Linked DNA regions of Mus musculus: region 1 is linked to region 2. A link is a contact called in ENCODE Hi-C or POLR2A ChIA-PET data. All regions are on one chromosome and are shown on one strand. Each heading gives the region's core, a stretch centred on a gene start or an enhancer-like site at or near the end of the contact. The rest is flanking DNA. Distances are from core to core; before and after follow the strand shown.

Region 1 (7,125 bases), core at 1,170-3,669, 68 kb before region 2:
ACAGAAAGTGAAGGGCTGCTCTCGGTGCCTGCAATTGTGCTTCCAGAACAAAGTCCCTTCTCTCCTGATTGGTACCCAGAGAGCTGGTAATTCTCATCCGGGAACCCAAGCCTGGGACCAAACATGGCAAGAAGTGGATGCTTACTGGCATTGTTCTCAGCTTTCAAAGCCTCCCAACCACCACTCTTCAGTCTCAGCGGCTACAAAGTGAAGTCTTTTCACTTAGTTTGTGTATGTGTTGGGGGGGTACATGCACCTGTGTTTAGAGGTCAAAGGCCAACTTTAGGTGTTGCTCCTCAGTTACCATCCCCCACTTGTGTGTGTGTGTGTGTGTGTGTGTGTGTGTGTGTGAGAGAGAGAGAGAGAGAGAGAGAGAGAGAGAGAACACTCAGGCAGACAGACCTCTTCTTTGTGGAGCCTAGAACACTCTTCAACTCAGGTATGCTGGCTGGTCAGCTTCTCCCTATTGCTGGGATTACAAGCTTATGCCACCACAGCCCACCTTTCTATGGGTTCCAGGGGACTGGATTCAGGTTCTCACATTTGTCTGGCAAGCACTCTATGACTGAGCCCTCAGCACCAGTCACTCGCTTCCTTTTTAAATTATAAATGCTCGCTCGTGGAGAGGGAGAAATGAAAGAGACATGGAGGGGGTGGAGGTGGGGCAGGAAAGGGATGCTAGATTACCATTCTCGACAGTGCCTAGAAAAGTCCTAGTTAGACCCGGGACAGTGGCCAAGGGTGGCCTTGGGGGAGAAAAGTAAGAGGAGTTTTAGACCAACAGAGGACTGTAGAGGACAGACAAAGCGAAGGCTTGATTCCTGGGCTTCTCCGGGCTGCACTTCCTGGCCTTGGGTTTTCTCATTAATTCACAAATACTTATTGAAAGTCTGCAGTTGCCAGGCAGGGCCAGAGGCTGGAGATTCAGCTTAAACAGGACAGATCCTGTCCTCCGACCGACCGGGTGATTGGTTGGAAGGTGGGATACAGGGAAAACGCAGAGAGGGTAAGGGTGGTGAGGCTTCGGGCTTTAGAGGGGTGTTGGAGAAAGCTTTCCAGAGAGAGTAACATCAACTGGGTTAAAGCAGACGAAGGAGAAGGAAGTGGAGATTTGGGAGAAGCAAAGAACAAGGAAGCTCCTGTGGTCTCGGAGCAAGTGGTGGAGAGGGAGGGAGGGAGGGAGGGAGGGAGGGAGGAAACGAGGGGTAGCAAGGACTGGGAGAGCACATCTGGGGAGATCTAGGGAAGGGACTGTGCGCAGAGCCAGGGAAACTGTGCTGGATTTGGAACTCGAGTGATACAAGCTAATTTACATGTTATTAAGTGACGTCACCGCGGCTGTAGGAGAACCAGCAAATAACAGTTCACCGAGCTGAGCTTGTACTTGGGAAGCAGATGTGGGAGAATCGCAGCAAGTTTAAGGCTAGCCTGGTCTACATACATGTCCCAAGCCAAGCAGAGCTACACAATGAGACATGTTTCAAAAATCAAGGCGACAGCCGGGCGTGGTGGCGCACGCCTTTAATCCCAGCACTCGGGAGGCAGAGGCAGGCGGATTTCTGAGTTCGAGGCCAGCCTGGTCTACAAAGTGAGCTCCAGGACAGCCAGGGCTATACAGAGAAACCCTGTCTCGAAAAACCAAAAAAAAAAAAAAAAAAAAAAAAAAAAAAATCAAGGCGACAACGAAACAAGATATTAAAAAACAAAAAACCTCACAATGTCCACTTAAAAATCCGACTTTCAGAGAGATAAATACTTGCTAGGATTAGTACATTCTATATATTATATATGATATTTGTGATATTTTATACTAAAAAAATTAAAATTGTCCTTCGCTCATCTAAAATGAAAATGTTAACTCTAGTGTCCTAACGTTTATCTGGTCACCCAAACGTGGGGGTGGGGTGGGGTGGGGTGGGGGGAGATTTAGGGCATAAAAGTGAGACGTGAACAAAGGAAATGAGAGGCGTTGTGCTTTATTTACCAAGTGAGAGATGGCGCACAGGGACGCAGTGCGCATGGTGCGTTATGGTGCGCAGTGACTGGGAAGGGAGATAGACAGCAGGTTGATGAATTCCAGTCGAATTCCGTATGTATACAATGCCCTCCACTCCCTTTATGTGAGCTGTGTTAATTTATTGTACCACCGAAAATAGGGAGAAAGGTTAACAGCCAGTGCGGAGGATGTGGGCGGGGCCTGCTGCCATAAAGGAAGGAAGTGGGTTTGAACCACTATCATTTTAGGGAAACCATGAAAATAGAATAAATCCACCCAAAGGTAGAACGGAGCCACAGGGCAGTGGCCCAAAAAAGTACCTCTCCTTCCTGTTCAGAGACACGGCGGTCAGTCCCTGTGGAGTGACAGGAAAATCTCTGGCTGTGATACTTCCTTTTTGGTGCCCTGTCCTTTCGCTGGGTGCCAACAGCTGGGCTCTTAGGGGAAGCACCGGAGAGAGCCTTCTGGGGAGGGGGTGGGGAGCACTGCCGACTATGACTGCATCTTAGTGTTTGGATCTTTGGTTGTGAACCAGTTTGCTGAGGATTCTTGGCAATCAGGGGCAGCACCTTCCAGGTTAGCACCAAAAAGCCACGAGTCCCAGCACGTGAACTCTGCGTAAGATGAAGTTGTTACACGCATAACACGGCCCTTTAGCCCTGTCTGTGTTAACATATGTTTCCTAATAAATTAGATATTCTCAATAAAATATTTTGTGTGTTTATGGGTATATTTTTTCCCCCTCAGTTTTTCAAGACAGGGTTTGAACTCACTCTGTAGACCAGGCTGGCCTCAAACTCAGATATCTGACTGCCTCTGCTTCCCAAGTGCTGGGGTTAAAGGCATGTGCCACTGTTGCTCTTATGTCAGCACGGCTGGCCTTGAACTGGTCCTCTAGCCCTCACCTTCCAAGTTGTGTTGTTTTTTGTTAGCTTTTGTTTGTTTGTTTCATAGGTCATCATCATATGCCTATTGAGTTTTCATCAAAACACATAGAAACATCTCATCATGTCACCTCGTTTTGGTTTTTGGTTTTGATTCTAGACATGCCTGGGAGAAGTTTATCTGAGACAAAATTTACACAAATCTAAAGGCAGCTGACTTGCAGACAGGCATCTCCCATTCAGAGCATTGTCTGTGGTCCTCCCAGAGGGTAGCAGGGAAGCCTAGGCTTGCCTTTTAGCCATATACACCCCCTTTTTTTAGAACAGTCTCCAGCAGCCTGCCCTCCCCTCCGGTCTGTCTGGAGTAGAACACCGCCCTTGTTTGGCTACTTTCCATGGGGTCTTTGGAACACTCAGCATCTCCACATTCTCTCTTCTACTCCCCAAGATGCCAGTTTGGGAATTTGCTAAAAGAGAGACCTCACTGTGTCTTCCTAAGCCACTGAGGGCTGTATATGCAGAGGATCCTCAGTGCCTAGGGCCTTATGTGACAGGAGCCTTGTACATCGGGGCCTCTGGCCCCCACTGTGGGCAGAAGACATGTGCCTTGCCAAGGTCCCGGGAGGTGAACCTCCTGTGTAGAATCCTGAAGCAGCTTTCCGTCACCCTGGGCTGCCAGGCGGGCAGGACCCTGTACAAAATACAAAGTGCCGGGCTCCTTGCTCAGAATGCAGAAAACACTACCAAAGATCCTGAACTATGAATGTTTTTCTTTCTTCATGATTTATTGTGGCGTTTTAGTTGCTATTTAATGTCATTCTCAGGAAGGAAAAATGAAAATTTTCCAGTTAGTATGAATTCCACCATTCATCATTATATTCTGCACTGCCAGTTTTAAATGGAAATATAAGAGCATTTAACTTACATACAAAATTAAGGAATGTTTCTAGTTCACTTTGTAGATTATCAGAGCAAAAGAAATGTGTGTCACGTTACCTTGTTTTGTGTTTGTTTTGGGGGGCAGGATTTCATTTCACCTATACTGCCCTTGATCTCCAAGTGGGGTGGAGGACGACATGATCCTCCTGCCTCCACCTCCAGAATGCTGGGAATCCAGAAATTCACCAGCCTACAACATCAACATTTCAGTTTTGCTTCTTGAGTGCGTGTTGGTGCGTGTGCATGTGTGTGTGTGTGTGATATGTGCATGTGGAGGCTCTAAGTTGACGTTGAGTTTCTTCCTTAGTGGCTTCCCACTCATTTATTGAGGCAAGGTCTCTCCCTGAACACAGAGCTTGCCGATTTTGCACATCTAGCTTGCAGACCAGCGAGTATAGCTGAATTGATGTCAGAGGGCTAGAGAGATGAGATGGCTCAGCAGTTACAGCCCTTGCTGCCATTCCAGAAGGTCCCAGCATTCAGATGCCAGCATCCATGTTGATGGCGTACAACTCTCTGTAGCTGTAGTTTCAGGAGATCGGATGCTACACACACACAAATGCCATACCAACATAAATGAAAATGAAAATGTAATAAACCTTAATTCTTTTTAAAAGGTGGAGAGCAGTTGAAGAAGATGTCTGACATCAACTTCTAATTTTCACACACACTTACACACACATGAACTTGTACCTGCATACATATACAAACACACACACATATATGTGAAACAAGGGGGGTGGTGGCAATCTTAAGCTATATGTGGTTGTTTGAATAGGAATGGCCCACACAGACTGTGTTTGAAGGCTTGGCCTATCGGGAGGGAGTGGCACTATTAGGAGGTGTGACCTTGTTGAAGGAGGCGTGGCTGTTGGCTTCAGAAACTGGCTTTTACAGTTGCAGGTCACTAAGCAACAGGGACCTGCACATCTGTTGCCATAGCAATCACTGTACATTCCTAGTGTCCATCTGGTCCACCCACCTCCCACCTTTACCTGCAAGCTGTTACGTCACAACCCAAATAAAAGGCAGACCACTCCTGACCTTTGCTCTCTTTCCCTCATCATATTTGTTGCCCTCTTTTGTCCTCCCCCATCCCCCAATAAACCTCTCTCCTGTGGAACTTACTGACCTGCTGTGATCTGTCCGGACAAGCCGTGATTCTAACACAACAGAGACCTTGTAGAGGAAGTGTGTCACTGTGGGGTGGGCTCTGAGGTCTCCTACGCTCAAGCTACACCCAGAATGATACATAATCTCCTTTTGCTGCCTGTGGATCATCTGTAGAACTCTCACTTCCTTTTCTAACACCATGTCTGCCTGCATACCACCATGCTTCTCCCCATGATGTTAATGAACTAAACACCTGAAACTGTAAGCCAGCTCCAATTTCTTTTATAAGAGTTGTCCTGGTCATGGTGTCTCTTCATAGCGATAAAACCCAAACTAAGACACTAAGTATGGTGGTCATGCAGGTAATCTTAGCACTCCAAAAGGAAGATGGTGAGTCCAGAGTAAGGCCTGTGGCAAACAAAACAAACAAACAAACAACCCTGGTTATTATTAAGTATCTGCAGATCAAAGAATATCCCAAGTACCACAGTCCAAACAAGTACCAACTCATCTTTGTTCTCACTTTAATATTTATCCTCATATACAGCTTCCATCTACGAACTCTTGGGCTGTTCTTTTTTGAATGGGTTGTTTTAATGTTTTATTCTGTGTGCCATTTGTGTGCCTGGCGCCTGCTGAGGTCAGAAGGTATTGGATGCCCTGGAACTGGAGTTATGGATGGTTGTGAGCCTGCATGTGGATGCTGGGAGTAGAGCTGGGGTCCTCTGCAAGAGCAGCCAGGGCTCTTCACCCCTCTCCAGCCCCTGGAGTAATTTCTTCATAAGCAAGGAGAGGGTAGATTGTCTGACTCATGGGGTTTCAGAAAATTTATTTGCTCTTCGTGATGGTTAGAAATTTGACTATCAAGTTTCAGATTCAATTTAAGTTTCTTCCAAAACTTGGAAAACTGTGCTTTGTTGTCTGTAGCAGCCTACTGTTACAAAATTTGTCATCAAGGTGGCTCTCACTCTCGTATATGTATTTGACCTGTTTGTTTATTTGTTTGTTTCCTGGAATCGTGTGCACATTCCCCGTTGAGTTCTGAAATCTCACCCAGATACACAAGAGTGTTCTGTACTAGTCTCTGTTGCACTCAGAGGACCCTTAAAACCACACTAGCCTGGGGCCAGCAAGATGGCTCAGTGGAGGAGGGAGCTTGAAGCATGGTGACCTGAGTTCAATTCCCAGGACCCACATGGTGGAAAGAGAGAACCAAGTCCCTCAAGTTGCTCTGTGGCCTTCAATCATAAGTCATGACACATGCACATCTCCCCCAACACGAAGTAAATAAATCAATGTAATTTAAAAAGTATAAAAGCCAGGCAGTGGTGGTGCATGCCTTTAATCCCAGCACTTGGGAGGCAGAGGCAGGCGGATTTCTGAGTTAGAGGCCAGCCTGGTCTACAAAGTGAGTGCCAAGACAGCCAAGGCTACACAGAGAAACCCTGTTTCGAAAAACAAACAAACAAACAAAAAGTATAAAAATAAATAAATAAAACACAAGGCTAAGACTTTTCTTTTCTTTTTTGCTTAGTGCAGATGATTTTAAGAAAATTATGATGAACTCAAAGTACCACCATCTGGAGGATGTCATTTTATGTTCTTCATGTTGTTACCTTGAAAAGAGTGAAAGGATTCCTCTGGTCTGAGATGAAGGACACAGCTCTTCTGACTCTTCATGCACAGCCCCTCCCCACAGGCAGCACTGGGCTCTCTGGTTCTGTGGGCATCTAGGCAGGTGAAGATGTTTACACTGGTGTGCATTGCTCACTTTTCCCACTGTAGCTGCAGAGATGGTTTCGTGATTAAGAGCACTGACTGCTCTTCCATTGACCTGGGTTGGGTTCCTCCTCCCACATCAGACAGCTCACAATTGCTTGCAGCTCCAGTTCCAGGGGATCCAATGGCCTCACCAGCACCTGCACACATGTGCAGCACACATGGTGCACAGCACATAAATCCATGCAGATAAATGTATACATAGCGAAGAAATAAATTTTAAAAATAAAATAAGTAGAATCACAAAGTATACATTGGTGCAGGATATTTGATCACACTGTGGACCCAGGATGGTTATTTACTTAAAAACCTATTCCTAGTTGTGATATGGCTCAGCCCTTGACACACATTTTTAATCCCTCTGGCTAGAACACAGATATGCCCTTAATAAACACCTTTAATTCCAACCAGTAA
Region 2 (7,143 bases), core at 816-3,315:
ACAGCAGTAGGTGCTTCTACAGACTCCCAAGGGCAAACCCCTAGGCGACACACCTCTTTCCCCTTCACCTCCGTTCCAGAGACCTTTAACCACCTCATTTTGAAAGGTAGTAGTGGATAGCACAGGTCTTACCCAATCTGAGCCCATTCCCTGCCAAAGGCTTATTTATTAGCAAGCACTCTAAGTCCCCGAAGGAAGGGGGTGGGGCGGTTAGCATTCAGAAACCCCCTCTCTCTGGAGTCTTTCCCTCTTTAGACACCCCTAACAAAGTACCCTCATACATATTCCTCCTAAATACCTCTTACCTACAAGCCTGTCATTTCCCCTCAGTGTCTGAGACCTCCTCCACTGCCTCCATACTTCTGCTGTTCCCAGATTTCCCAGGGTCACCAGGGGCTTCCTAATCACCAGGAACATGGCTCAGGAACACTTTTTCCCTTGAACTTGTGGGTACCTGCTCCTGCCTTAAGCTCATCTCACCTCCCTGTCATCCTCTGGATGGATTCTCACATTCAGCCCAGCGCTGGCCAGGTGCTTAGCCTGGCTCCACTAATGAAGGAACAAATTGATTAGTCTATAAAGCTTCCAGGATGCCTGGACCTCCCTGTTTTAAAGAGAAACTTTCTGAATGCCTCCTTCAGACTGTAGCTGTTGACTAAACCCATCTGTGGCTGTCCCAGGAAGTTTCACCATGTGGACCATCCCCTGCAGCTTCCCATGTCCCCAGCCTTTCTGTTGTCTGTCATTCCTAGGAAAACTCCAAAGAACCCTCATCATCCTCCATTTATCTATTGCCAGGGCTGTCATGGCCTCCCTACAGGAGAGACTGAGAGTCCATAGTGTGTGGCTCAGCCAGTTAAGGCTCCCTAGTCCCTATTCATCTTTGGAAATCACCCCTTCCCAGAGCAGCCATTCAGTGAATCTGTACCACTCTGCAAGGGGGGTGGGGGTAGTGAGGGTGGGTTAAACCTGAAGGGGAAGGGAGTGGCAGGGGTAGTGGGGCCACGTCATTGTGCCTCATTGCCTTTACACCCACCCAGGTTTCTCAGCTGGTCCCCTACTCACTCTGGGCAAGCAGTTTCGCCACCATGTCCTGACTGCCCGCCTGGGCTTCCTGGGTCTTGCTTGCCAGGTGGCGGTTTGCCGATTCCAATCTCTCTGTTTCAAATAAGGAGAAAAGATGTTTTAAATATAGAGGGATGCTATCAGCCTGGGCTTTACCCTCGGGTCCTAACTGTAGGCTTGCACCCTCTAAACTGGGGAGATGGGATTATAAGGAAGTCCCAGCTCAGCTCAGGGCCCAACGATGGGGGCTAATGTAGGCCTCTATAGCTCAGAACAGATTCTAAATTTCCCCCTGAAAACAGAGCCCCCAAAGTCTGACAGATGATGTCCTCCCAACACCCCAACCCTCGTGCCTGGTCCTTACCTCTAAGGTCTCGGTTGAAGTCCTGCAACCGTCTCATCTCACCGTCCATCTTGTTCCTCATGGTCTTCTCCAGGGCCTCACGCTTGGAAGAGGTCCTCATCAGGCTCTCGTGGGCCTCAGAGAGCCGCTGGATTTCATTTTCCAGCTGTAAGAGACAGATAATTAATTCAACTTCAGGAAGGGTCCTAGGGAGGGAGGCCAGTGACTTTACTGAGATTGCCACAGGACTGCAGCCTCTTAGGTAGACCAGACTGCTGCCTAGACACTGGGCTAGCTGCTCTACAAGGGGGCTACCTCCAGCATGCCCCATGCCTAGTGTTTACAAAGGACCAGGGATGAGAGCACCTAGGTGGCTCAGCCTATCCAGAACACTGTAGATAGACAGCAAGTGGAAAGCCTGAGGCTATTGCTAAAGTTGAACCTTAGTACACAATTGGCCAGGCTTCACCGAGGAAGTGGGGGTGCCAGACCCCAGCCTGAGCTGCCTCTGCCCAGAGCATGTGGCTGCCCCTCCCACTTGGAAGCCACAGGTCTTCCACGTGCTCCTAGCTGGCTTGCTTTGCCAATGCGTTGCTTTTTCTTTTCCCTGAGAGGAGGGGCTTTCTCTTTGGCCAGTGTTGGCCTGGAACAGACTGGCTGTTGTGTGGGTGCACAAAGGGCTCTCTGTGGGAGGTGTCCACAGGAGGGGCTGTGCAGGGTGAGGGTACAAGTGTGCAGGGAGCTAGTGAATGAGTCCTTTCTAACCACTACTGGCCAGCAACTGCTCATGCATTAGGGCAGGCCTCTTGGTCGGTCCTCAGCTGTCTGGAGTCAGCTTGGGATGTGTGTGTGTGTGTGTGTGTGTGTGTGTGTGTGTGTCTGGGGGTGTGTGTAGGAGAATATGGTGCAAAAGGTAGCCTGATAGGCTTTCCTGCCCCTCTGCCTCCCTCTGCACCGGCCACCGCTCTGAGTGTCCTTGGAGTCCCCACCTTTTCTATGCGGCCAGCCTTCTCTGAAGTGCTCTCCAGCTCTCTCTGCAATCGCTCATTGTCCCTCTGCAGCCTGGCATTCTCCCTCAGTACAGTCTCCATCTGGGCCAGGTGGGCACTGCCCAAGGTGGCCTGGGCACTGGGTGGTCCCTCCACTGCAGGTGGACCAAAGGAGCTTGGGGGTCCATGGCCCAGAGCTGCCGGGTGGAGGGGTGGAGAGTGCTCCTGGGGCTGTGGCAGGTACTGGTACTGCTGCTGCTGGAGGAACACCGGTGGTACCTGGGCCTGCAGGATCCTGGGAAAGAAGAGGTGAATAAAGCTCAGAGCCCCGAGACACACAGCACGCACGTGTGCACGCGCACTCTGACTATTACTGCCAGTGACTGAGCCTCCCCAGTGTTAGGCAGCCACCAGAGGGAGGGCCTGTGCCACAAGGTATGTGCCTAAGACTCAAGAGTCAGAGAGCAGGATGGGTGTGGGGTAGGGTGGCGGTGGCGCTGTATCCAGATGCTCATTCTGTTCAAGCAACCTGGGTCGTCCTAAGCAAATACAGCTTAAATATTACCTTTAAAGACGCGCTCATGACCTTTTGAATTGATAGAAGGATCTTTTGGGATGGAAGCCACACAGAGTCCCCAGGCCCCAGGAAGGGCACTTACTAGTGGATTCTAGCAGGTAAGCCATGTCAGCTAAAACGGCTCACCTGAGTTTTTTCTCCTCTTTGTTTCAAGGGTCTTGCTACCCACAACTACCGAAATTCTTTTCCAAGACCCCAGCTAAGGTTAGAGCAGGGAATCAGATGCCAGGGGGAACAGATTTCAGCTCCAGCTGCTAGGCCTTCAGCAGACCAGTGCTGTAGCTGCCAAGTGGCACCTGTGTCGGCGAAATCACAAGGGTCTCCAGCCACAGAAGCCAGGCTTGACCAAATGGCTGGTAACAGCAGGTTCACCCATGACTGTCTAGCTTCCATCTCTGTTGGTGATCACCTCAGTTAAGGGGCAACCCCTGGATTAGCTCCATAGCAGAGTTCAGGACTGTGTTCTTTCGGCCCTTGGCCATGAGTGTAACACATCCTTACACTCTAATGTTTAGAGAACAGTTAGGCCCAGGTAGCCAGAGGCTCTTTCTGGGGGCCTTGTGACCCCCAAGTGTCACAAGTGCCTTCTCAGTTGTACTCAGAATGTTCTAGAAGCCTCTTGGAAGTTTGGATTTCACTTCTGGATCTCTCATGCCCCCTCTGCCATCCCCAGTGTCCAAAATCACCCCTCTAGCCTATGGCTCGCTCCCCTGTTCTTTGAGCCCCTGACTCAGTCCCTAAAGCCTGCCCATCCTTTTTCCTCCTATAGGCTCCAGGGAGTGCAGAGAAGAGGGCTGCCACTAGACTGACTAAACTCCCCCTTGCTGCCAAGTGTGGTCACTCTTAGGGTTGCCTCAGATAACTGTTGTCCCCCTCCTCCCTACCACAGGCCAGGCAGACACAACTGACATTCTTCGAGAATGATCGAGAGCTCCAGGGAAGAATGGCGACGACTCCTTTCCGTTCACACTTGCTCCTGGTTCTTCCATTTCCCACCGCCCTCCTCCCTATCTTTTTGTTCTCCTGCAAAACAGCCCACTTCCTTGCCTGGATATTATCTTTTCCTGGCAGGGTTCAATAGGGCTGGTCCAAAAGAAGAAACTCTTCCTGACCGGCCCTGAAAAGGGAGGTGAGGTGGGGGTCTGGGGGAGTGGAGGCTAGAGTAAACCCACGAGGCTCCACCCCCCCCACACCCCCACACATCCCCGCTCCCCTGGCTCCCCTACTAGGCCCAAGGCGGCTATTCTCTTCCAGAGTGAAGAAAACCGAATTGGTGGGAAATGGAGGGACCAAATAAGGATTCAGCAAGGGTGACTGACTTTGAACCCAGAGGGTCCCCAGCCAGGTTCCTTGGAGCCCACCTCACCCCACCCCAAAGGAGGTACAGCAATGGTGCCTGTTTCTCTGGAAAAGGCACAGGGGCCAATAAAGATGACTAAGGCAGCCCCTCATTTCTAGGAACATGGACTCCTGCAATGATCTGGCTTCCTGCTTATACTAACTGGGCTCCCAGCCTAGCTCCAATGACCCATTCTCTAAGGCTAGTATTGATCTCTTAAGAGCCAATCATATCATGCCCTCCAATACACACACACACACACACACACACACACACACACACTCCCCGAGAGTTCACACACACACACTCCCCGAGAGTTCACTTCACAGGAAGTCAAGCCAAGTCACTACTCTGGTCCAACAGCATCCTGAGCCCCCCCTTTCCCCCCAAAGCAGCTCACTCACTCACTCACTCACTCACTCATCTAGGCCCATAAGCACAAGGGAAAAGCTAGTAAGTAATTAACTGGCAGACAGTAACTATACAGAAGTGGCCCAGCGAGCCACCTAGTTCTTTCAGCCTCAATAGCAACACCTCCCAATGATGAGCCAACAACAAAAAATGTCCACCTTCTCTTAAAAACCTTCAATAAGTTCCACCTTTGGCCTACTTAACTCGGGAGAAGTTTGGTAAGGATTCCTATTGTCTTTAGTTAGTTCTTTCTTAGAAAAAAAGAAATGCTCACCTTTGAACCCCATTCACATCCCTGGGAGCCCTCCTTATTTGAATGCTATAGACAATGCTATGTATATTTTGAGTTAAAGCAATGATGTCAGTTTCTTTTTGTTTTAGACAGTCTTGCTACGTTGTCCAGGCTGGTGGTGTGATCCTCCTGCCTCACCTAAACATTACAGGCATGCTACCATGACTGGATCAGCTAAATCCCCTTACCCTCCAGCCCCCCCAGCTCTCCCTTCTCAAGACAGGAGAGGGTAGATCTAGATCAGACAGCCCTAGGAACTGGTGGGGGTGCCCTGGGATTGGGATCATGACAGTTGAGATCCACGATATATATGATCTTGGGGTTCTCCTCCTCCTGGGAGACCGAACTAGAAAGAAATCTGGGGTTACCTGACTTCGGCATGCTGGAAGTGTGGGCTGCTTCGGGGTCGGTATCTTGGGTCAGTGACAGCCGCAGTCTCCTGAGCCATTACAGCGTGTGGGTACTGAGGTGGTGGCCCGCGGGGCTCTGGGCCCTCAGCTGGGGGCCCTCGGGGTTGGGGGCCCTGCTGGCTGCGGGCCAGCTGAGGGAAGCTGTGGGAAGAGCTCATGTGGCTGGGGACCCGAGCACCGTTTCTTTCCAGGGACAGTTGCAGAAGCCGTTCACTCAAGGAGCGCACATGGCCATGCCTCAGCTCTCGAAGAGCTTCATCCTGTCGCCGGCCGCCTCCGGACACCCCTCCTCTAGGATCCCGGTCCCCAACATGCGGCCGGGACCCTGCCTGCTGCGCTGCGTAGTACTGCGAATGGGCTTTGGCCTCCTCATAGGTGGGCAACTCTTCTCCTTTGCTGGGCTGTGGGCACAGCCGGTACAGCCTGTTCTCTGCCAGGTGGGTCTCTCCACCCTGATGCTCCTGGCCCTGGGGCTCCTGCCTGGTGGCTTGCTGCAGCACCTGACTGTCCTCGGGTGCTCCGATCTCCAAGGAAGCCTGGGGGCTCCCCGTGCCCCCAGCTCCAGCCCCACCCCGCAGGGCCTGCTGCTGGATAGCCAGCAGAGTGCGAGTCTCTGTCAGGTTGCCGTAGCGCAGCTGCTCTTGGATGAGACGGTGCAGGACTGTCCCTGAGGAGTCTTCCAGTGTCCTCATGCTTCTCTGGCTTGCACACACCTGCCTAGACAATGGCCAGCAGGCACCTGGTCTCAGAGCACCTAAGAGACAGAAAGAATAGCAGTCAAAGGAAGCACAAACAAAGGAGGGAGGGGCACTTGCAGGAACACTCTGGATGAAGGAGGAGGCTGGGTGGGTAGGTGGGTGGTTTTACACAGGCCCAGATGCAAGTGCTAATATGGCCATCTATTGATTAAGTTTAGTTACTGAGCTTCTGATCCTTAGTTTGCCATTAATATAAATATATATATGCATATATGTATATACATACATATATATGTACACACACACACACACACACACACACACACACACACAGTGTGTCTCTTGGAGTTGAAATGTAAGAAGCTGAGCGCCTGGTATGCTATAAATCCTTGGCAAATGCTTATCATTGTAACATTTATGGAGATTTAGCTGATCTTACAGATATACAACAGAAAACCAGAAGGCTATCTCATATCACAGTCCCCGGCAGTCAGCCATTACCCCAAACAATCTCATGGGCAAACTGTAGGACAGGCGTCCATCAAATTCAACCACTTAGCAATAGGGTTCCCAGTTTACTGGCAGGCGGTAAAGAAAGAATGTAGCCCAGCAGAAAGAAGCCCTAAGCAAATAATTCCATTGATTCTTTAGAATAAAGACGCGTGAGCCAGACCCTGGGCTCAAAGGCTGCTGATAAAATAAATCTGAGTCTCCCTGTCACAGATGACCTTAGCAGCCACTCTGCAAGGTGAGCAGCACAAGAAGCCCCATGGAAATTGGTGAGGAGGCAGAGGGGAGCTTGCAGTAACTGAGCCAGGGAAACATTTTCCATGACCACCAACCTCTTTTCTTGGCACACACATTTGCTACTTAGAAAAACCCCTCCCTACGTGTATGCTAGAGGCACACAGGGGATGATCCCTCTGCATCTCTGTTGATATTAGTAACAACTACCTATGCCAGTTGATGGGGTAATGAGGCGAGGGGGGAGACAAAGGAAGGGGGTGGTGGCCCCTTTC

The links. A loop is a pair of places that touch in the nucleus more often than their neighbours do. ChIA-PET counts read pairs that join two places held with the same protein, here RNA polymerase II (POLR2A).
Region 1: POLR2A ChIA-PET joins it to region 2 with 11 read pairs in embryonic stem cell. The contact joins two enhancer-like sites. A Hi-C loop is called at or near these places in 15 of 37 maps with a recorded cell type or tissue (T-helper 1 cell, adrenal gland, gastrocnemius and 3 more). POLR2A ChIA-PET finds 5 or more read pairs at or near these places in 5 of 5 experiments (Patski and embryonic stem cell).

Annotation. Positions count from the first base shown.
Region 1 is chr9:102,787,250-102,794,374 of GRCm38, reverse strand. No RefSeq gene overlaps it. Among named protein-coding and RNA genes, the nearest start is that of Gm46151, 12 kb to the right of the region's middle. Within about 2 kb of position 2,419, at least 1 of the 3 ENCODE cell types and tissues checked has a DNase peak (open chromatin) inside an H3K27ac peak, as active enhancers do; it is heart, where a contact is called at or near this core.
Region 2 is chr9:102,719,118-102,726,260 of GRCm38, reverse strand. It overlaps Amotl2 (angiomotin-like 2), which reads right to left. Exons shown (of 10, transcript NM_019764.2): 2 at 5,385-6,180; 3 at 2,398-2,692; 4 at 1,430-1,574; 5 at 1,066-1,158. The coding sequence starts at 6,118. Among named protein-coding and RNA genes, the nearest start is that of Amotl2, 4.9 kb to the right of the region's middle. Within about 2 kb of position 2,065, at least 1 of the 3 ENCODE cell types and tissues checked has a DNase peak (open chromatin) inside an H3K27ac peak, as active enhancers do; it is heart, where a contact is called at or near this core.